Regions from separate parts of the Mus musculus genome. Here regions 1 and 2 are each linked to region 3. A link is a loop called in an ENCODE intact Hi-C map of the cell type or tissue named here. Cell type or tissue: left cerebral cortex. All regions are shown on one strand.

The links. Peaks named below come from ENCODE experiments on the same cell type or tissue, not always from the same donor. Only the 100,000 strongest peaks of a DNase experiment are listed, where the experiment ranks them.
Region 1: a loop joins it to region 3, with 2.7 times the contacts of the local background. A loop is called at or near these places in 5 of 42 quality-filtered maps.
Region 2: a loop joins it to region 3, with 2.8 times the contacts of the local background. A loop is called at or near these places in 7 of 42 quality-filtered maps.

What each region holds. Positions count from the first base shown.
Region 1 is chr9:69,761,168-69,763,667 of GRCm38, reverse strand. It overlaps B230323A14Rik (RIKEN cDNA B230323A14 gene), which reads right to left. Exons shown (of 5, transcript NR_040765.1): 1 at 2,456-2,500. Among named protein-coding and RNA genes, the nearest start is that of B230323A14Rik, 1.3 kb to the right of the region's middle. In left cerebral cortex, no CTCF peak of the experiment used is centred here; no DNase peak of the experiment used is centred here.
Region 2 is chr9:69,756,333-69,758,832 of GRCm38, reverse strand. It overlaps Foxb1 (forkhead box B1), which reads left to right. Exons shown (of 2, transcript NM_022378.3): 2 at 1-1,123. Among named protein-coding and RNA genes, the nearest start is that of Foxb1, 3.4 kb to the left of the region's middle. In left cerebral cortex, no CTCF peak of the experiment used is centred here; no DNase peak of the experiment used is centred here.
Region 3 is chr9:69,670,802-69,673,301 of GRCm38, reverse strand. It overlaps Gm31469 (a long non-coding RNA gene), which reads left to right and starts at 670. Exons shown (of 3, transcript XR_379585.2): 1 at 670-718; 2 at 1,514-1,560. In left cerebral cortex, a CTCF peak has its summit at 1,123 (motif pointing right); no DNase peak of the experiment used is centred here.

The DNA.
Region 1 (2,500 bases), 90 kb before region 3:
CTTAAGTGATTAAGTTCTGTTTACTTGATTAACCCTAAACATGGGCAGTGAGCCTCAGCTTCCTTCTCAAAAGTAATGAGACTGAAAATTCGGCAAACATCAATTCCTACATGTAATACTGCATGGACACAGTGGTGACAACTTTCCCCAGGGAAATGAACAAAGATTTATTCCAAGTTAAAGTGATTGTTTTGGGTTTGTCCGTGTCCCCCCCCCCCCCGTGAACGTTTTCACTTTTAGAATTTAGTTAATCTTCTGTTTGCTCTGAGCAGTGATTTCGACAACCACACAAAGACCCCTTTTGCAGGACAACAAAATGTCAATTGTTAAACCTTACGCTATTCCTCACCCAGACCGGGTAGAAAAGTATCTTACTGGTTGCCATTGGGGGTAGGGCTGGGGGGGGGGGAGGTAGGGACGATGGTCTTTTACCATCTGGGATGCAATCACCATAAATATTTTATCCATCTTTGCATTTCGGTATGAACCCCTGCACATGTTTGCTAAAGGGAATCTGTAAAATACTCAAGGGCTTCCAAGCCGGCACCTTTCCACCCAGGAGCAATCCTACCTTGGCTTAAAGCCGCGATTGCTTTAGTGCCTCCGAAGCTCTATCTAGAGCAAGCAAGGCAAGGAACCAGAACTCCATCCCACTTCAAACACCCCTCGGGTTCCCCACCCCTTTGCGCTCCCAGCTCCTCCCACTGCAGGCCCTGGAGCCTAACCCGGGCACGCGCAGAAACACCACCAAACCTTAGTTTGTTGTTGTAGCGCGCGCAGCTCAGTCCAGTAGGGCTGCCTCTGGCCCAAACTGGGCCTAGGGTCCAACTGATTTAATCTTTGGAGAAGGGAGATCCACATATCTGCCCTGTTCTAGCCTTGCCCCCAGAGACGGGTCAATGCTTCTACCCCCACCCCCCTGCTCGCACCTCCTCCCTCCTCCTGGTTATTTTTTCCCCCGAATTAAGAAGGTGACTTGAGTCTTCCCTTCAAGCACTCTGTTAATATTGAAAAACGTGCGCTTGCATCTAAAGCGCAGCAGCCCAGGCGCCAGAGCCATTTCAATATTAATGAAATTGTTTAATCTCCTAAATTCGTCGTGTTTAAGTTACGTTTTGGTGAGTTATTGACCGGCTTCGAAACTGTGGTTAATGAAGTTATGTGAGTAGGGATGTGTGTGTGTGTGTGTGTGTGTGTGTGTGTGTGTGTGTGTGTGTGTGTATGTGTGTGTGTGCGCGCGCTCGGAAGCTGAAAGGTTTTCTTGCTATTCACAGACTAATGCTCTACTGTCACTCAAAGTGTAACAAACGTCACACTACAACTATCAGTCTGCTCCTATGGGGGAGGGGGAGGAAGAAAGAAAAAAGGAAAAAGAGGTTTTCGGAGTTTAAAGACAGTTCTGTTAGGCTGTAGGTATTAAGTATTTAACCTAGTGGCATGGGGTTCTTTTTAAAACCACAAAGGCCCCCGGAAAGCGCTGAAAAGCGTGGAACTCCTGGCTTGTACTCATTGCGTGCAAGCCGAAGGGTTGAGTCGCGGTTTATTCCCTAACAGTTTGATGAAGACGGCGACGACGAAGAAGAAGATGATGATGATAATGATACTAATGATTCATTTAATCCTCACAAGGCAAATATGAACTCGAAGGAGCCCGCTATTCTCTCCAGGCCTGGTGCCACGTGCCCCCCCCCCCCCCAAAAAAAAAACCTCGCTGGTCTCAGCAGGCACTGTTTGTCTTTTCATGGAGTTCTAAACTCTAAAGAAACTATTCCCATGTAAAAAGGGGGAGGGGTCTGCAAAATGCTGACCCGCTAACTTCCAAGAAACCTCAGACTTCGCAAGCACCTGGAAAAAGGAGACCCGGAAGCCATAGCGTACATTGGACAAACTCCCGCCCTCCCCAGGCCCACACGCTGCCTTGCCTCAATTTACCCTGAACGTCCTTGTGCCCATTAAATCTCTGAAAAACGTATTAAAGCAGAACCTAATACATTCATCCATTCTTTTCAAAGAACAAAAAACAAAAAACAAAAACCCCAAACTTACCTTGGCCTGGAGAGATGGCTCAGCCGTTAAAGGCTAGGCTCACAACCAATATATATATATTGAATATATATATATTCAAAACGGACTTATCCACCCAGCTGTCCAAATATATCTATCTATATGCGTCTATTAACTTTACCACCTTTTTAAAGCGACAGACAAATTTCTACCTGCCTCTTGCAGGACTGGGGGTGGGATTGCGAGGTAGGTTTCCATTTGAACAACCCATCCAATCAACCCCGCGCAGTGGCAACCAAAGTAGAAAGGTCGCCCTTCAGGAGAAAGCCTGTGCTATAAGTTAGCTAACAATACAAACCCGACACAAAGCAAAGGAAACAGAATACCCCAGCCGAGCAATTTCCATGTCAAACACCACCGGCGCGGCAGATAGCTCAGAGTGAGTGGTCACCTGCCAGCCGGCTCCGCGCGCTGCTCCGCTCATACCTTCCCATTG
Region 2 (2,500 bases), 86 kb before region 3:
TTTCAAGACCAGAGACACTGCCCGGGAGCAGAAGCCCGCCGAGGCTGCAGCCGCACTAAGAGGGCCGGATCTTCTTAGGTCCTGAAAATCTGTGGCCACAAGACCAACTCACTGATCCTCCAAAGGGATCGCCTCCGCCCATCAGGCCGGGATGGGCGGACCGCTACTTTCCCCGGCTGCGGCTCTGCCTCCCGGGCTTCTAAAGATTTTTTTCCCCTTCTGGGTTTTGTTTCCGGCCAGAAGCTCCCTTAGCTGGGAGTGAGGAGGGAGGCTGCTAAAACTCCGGAGGATGCTTGTCCTACACACAAGCAAAACACAGCTAAAAGTCACCGTTATTGTTTACAAAGCGCGCGGTTTAAAAAAAAATGTAAACAGTGAACTTGAAAATCTGCCAGGCTAGGGGCGAGGGGGTAGAGTCCTCTTTACAATTACCTGTTGTCATGTGAATGTTTGCTCTTCTGGCCAGCTTTGGGGGTGGGAAGGAGGTAGGGGGAGAATGGGGGAAGTTAATTGGGATGTTAACTTTCTTACTATTTAGAGACCTTTTTAGCTATTTATTTTGATGAAAGAGAAAAGAAAGGAAAAGGAAAAAGAAAAGAAAAAAGAAAGAAAGGAACGTAAACTAAGCCCGAGGGAGAAATCCTAGGGCGAGTGGGGAAGTGTGTAGATGAGCCGACTGGGAAGGGGAAGGGGGTGTCAGCAGAGATGTCCTCTGGACAGATCTTTCTGTTAAAAGAACTTTTCCGTGAAGCTAAAGGGCTGCAAAGAGTTGTAAATAGGAATGATTTACACTGTGTAAAATGCACTTTGGTTTGGTATGTTCCTTTTAGCATTCTAGGTAATTGACAGAAAACAAACAAACAAACAAACAAACAAAGAACAACCCAATAGTTGTTCCATTGTGACCTGCTTAATTTAAAAAAGAAATTGTAGTGTTGTTCAAGCTGTGAAAAAAAAATCCCTTTTATTTTTCTTCCTCTCTGCACAGAATTCGCATGGCATTTTAAATATTGATGTCCTTGTTCTCAGCATGCCCATTTTAAGACAGAGTTTTAAAAGGTGTCTACATTAAATTATGACCTAGTCTAAATAATATTTTCTCATTAAAATATGTAAATTCGAATTTCGTTAAGTTTTTGTGTGTTTTTGAAGAGTTGCTACAAGGGACAAAAGGTGGTAGCAACAGTCTCTGCAAACACATGGTTTGGGTATTTTGCCTTTTTCAAATCCTGTTGTGAAAGCAGGGAAACTTCCTATGCACTTGCAGGTGTGGGAGGGATTGTTCTCAGGGGAGCATGAAAGACATTTGTGCACAGGGGGGAGACTTGAGGCCAAGTATTTCAGATGCAAACCCCAGGCACAGGTGCAGCGCTGAAGGAAAGACACTACACAACTGCACTACTTCCTGTGCGGTTTTGTCTGTTCTAAGCATGCCTTCTATGACTTTGCACTTACACACAGGAGGTTCGGAATTTCCCAAGTACTCTCAGGGTGGCTTACTCAGTCCTTATTTTGACGCTTCTGACTTGGAGGAATCCTTCATTCTTTAGATTACTGTAGTTGTTGGCATTTTCTTTCTTTCAGAAATCACCTACAGGTTCACTGTACAGGTCAAGTAACCTGTTCACTTTGCATTGAGTAGATTTTTTTTTTTCCAGCCGTTTCTCTGGGTGGCGGGGAGTTACAGGATGCATTTATTTTTCAAGCCTGCAAATGCATTTTTTTCCAAGTCTTTAAATGGCTGTCTCTAAGTAGTTGCTTTCTTTTGATTTTCTGGTTTTTTTTGTTTTTGTTTTTTGGTTTTTTGGGAGGTTTTTTTTTTCAAAGAATTAAAAACCTGCCAAGAATTTATGGTTCAAGTCTAATTGACACTTGGTTGAAGGAGGTCACAATATTTCCAGAGTGATATGTGTATTCAGCTGAAGAAGTTACAACACAAAGAGAAACTTAAATGGTGATTAACACTTTACTGTGTAAATGATTAAACAAGGGGGCCTTGTGCAACACAGAGAAAGCCCCCAAAGACACATGGAAACCTCAGTGAAGCCTCCATAAGGAGACCCTTAGCACCTGTCACTGTCATGTAATTAGTGAGCTACCTGGAAAAATATTTAGGATTAATGCAAAGCATAATTAATTCTGTTGTGACTACTCTATTTTTGAAAGAAAAGGATCCTCCACACAGCATACACACACACACACACACACACACACACACACAAGTGGAAAATAAATGAATCACTGGGCTGATTAAAATGCATGAAGCTTCGAAAGCCAGTCAGACAGCGGACAACTAAACTCATTCATCAAACCTAATTCACAATTATATCAACAAGATCAGCCGGAGGAAGCCTGGAAAACTTGGCCACCCTTGGTTAAGAGACTTAGTTCTCAACTAGAAATCATTTAAAAGGAAGGAGGGAAGGAGCTAAATATATTTTCAGTAGCTTGGAAACTGAAAATTAAGACAGTGTCTGTAATAATCTGATCTCACCTGATT
Region 3 (2,500 bases):
CGTTGTTCCAGAAAGGGTGGCATTTCTGTGGCAGGATTCCCACTACCTCTTGACTATGGGATAGACTGTGTAAGTCTCAGAGAAGGAAGGAAGGACAGGCAAAGGAAAGAGCAGTCTCTCAGGTTTCATTCCAGAAACGACCTGCAGGGAGGAGGACTCTAGTTCAACAACCAGGGAAGGTGGCATATGTTTACAGGCTGTGGTAGATAGGGCAGAAAAAGGGAAGAGGGGCTGTGGTTTCCTTCTGGGGCCCTGTGGTTGGCCATTGCTAGGTGTAGTTGAGGAATTAAGGTGAATGGCAAGCTAGACGAATGATAGGTGAGGGTCATTACCAGGGTGATGGATGGAGCAGGCCGGACAAGAGTCTAGAAAACCAGAACCGAAGAGCTTTACAAAACGGTGTGGCGACAGCCAACAGGTTGGTCAATGCTGAAAGGACCCGTTGCAGCTGGGTGCTTCCTCTAGACTAAGTCACCGGCAGGAATGATGTCACCTAAGAGAGAAAGTTGGTTTTTTAAATTAGGGGGTGGGATAATGCTTTTCTTTTGTTGTCTTCCCTTTTTTCTCTTTCCCTGTGTCAACTTGCAAGGGCTTTTGAAGGAGTTTTCAGGCTCTTTAGGGTTGAACAGCTAAGCTGGTTGGTAAGACTCATAGGCACTCTCCAATTCAAGGACCAGACAGCTGTAAGAAAAAGAAGCCAGCTGTAGATCCAACACTGGTGAGTGAAATAAAGCCCAGGCCCCAATGTTGTGAACTCAACAGCAGTCACCAAGTCAAGTAAGACACACTGTTCTTGTTCAAGGCTTAACTGCCTCACCCACTAATGTCAGTCATTTTAGTGGGTTTCACCTTCAGGTTTAAGGGTCTCTGATCAGGGCAGGCATTTGTAAGTAGTATTTGGGGGATAGAAAATCCTGTGACACCTAAGTGAGAGTTTATTCACTCCCACCCCCCACCCCCAGAACTCACCCTCTTTCTATTGTAAATTTCATTGGATAAACTTATGGTGAAGAACAAGACCCTATTTTGATTTTTTTTTAAATCTTTTTTTAAAAAAATATTTAATGTATGAGTGCTCTATCTGCATGTACACCTATATGCCAGAAGAGGGCATCAGATCCTGTTACAGATGGTTGTGAGCCACCATGTGGTTGCTGGGATTTGAACTCAGGATCTCTGTCTGGAAGAGCAGCCAGTGCGCTTAACCGCTGAGTCATCTCTTCACCCCCCCTAAAAAACCTTTATAAAAATCATTTACAACTTTTAAAAAAATGAAGCACACGAGCATAGTTAATGTTGGTTACAGAAAGCAGTGGATGGTTTGGTTTAACACGTTGGATAGTTTAAAAGAGCATTTAAAAGAAGACAAACCCAAGAGCCCAAGGACATTAAACACTCAAAATTGTGCTCCCCCCATCACTAGAATGGTGTGATGTTAGTATTTATCATTTCAAATCCTTAGCTCTTCCTGGACTAACTGAAAACAGAAACTTCTTCCCCCCTCCCCCCACAGGGACCTATATTCCTTGTGGGAAAACGCGAAAACATTTCCAGCTAACGGTATGTATTGATCACACAAAGGCTCACCCATTTTATCAGATCCTTAACGGTGCTCCCAGACCTCTAGGACCACTTTAAGATGAATTGATTTTAAAAGGAATAACAGAAGTCACATCGAATTAGACATTAGGGGGGGGTTGGTTTGGTTTAGTTTGGTTTTGCTTTTCTCTTCCTTTTCGTTTCATTTTAGACTTTTCCCTAACTGAATAAGGTAAAAATTTTTAGAAGTGCTTTCTTATAAAAGGATTATTTAATAACATTTTATAAATAGCCACACTCGGGAAGTGATAAATTAAGGCTACTAGCCACTTTCAAATTAGGCGCGCGCGCGCACACGCGCGCGGACACACACACACACACACACACACACACACACACATTTGCACAGGTTGAACTGACAGGCTGGCAATTTTCGCCTTAAATTGTCTGCGTTTGCCTGGTTAATCTCGCATATTAAATAAAAAACACGAAGTGCTTTATATGGCGTATAGACGGTAATGTTTGATTCCTAGAAAGACTCCGGGGTGGGGGTGGGGGGAATGGAGAAAGATTAAAGAACTCTCACTCTCCGGCCCAAGATCCAAAGTTCCACCTACCCTCCTCTCTTCAGCAAGTGTCTCCTCGGAGAACAATATTAAAGGGATCTTAAAATACAATCAATCATAAAATATAATTTGCATGTCAGTAGGGTGTTTGGGGATTGAGGAAGGGGCTGTGTGGGTAGGGCTGCGGGGCGGCTGGTGGGGGAGGGGAGGCTTGGCAACCCATCCACCCTCAAAGGCATGAGGCACTAGAGGGTGTCCTTTTCGTGCTTCTCCGGGCAGGCAGCATCTGTTCTCCAGCACCCCCAGAACAGGGATGCTCTCCTCCCCTGTCCAGTGCGTCGGGTTGGTTCCCTCCAGCCCGGGTGTGAGGCAGCCAGCCAGGGGGCTCGGCCGGC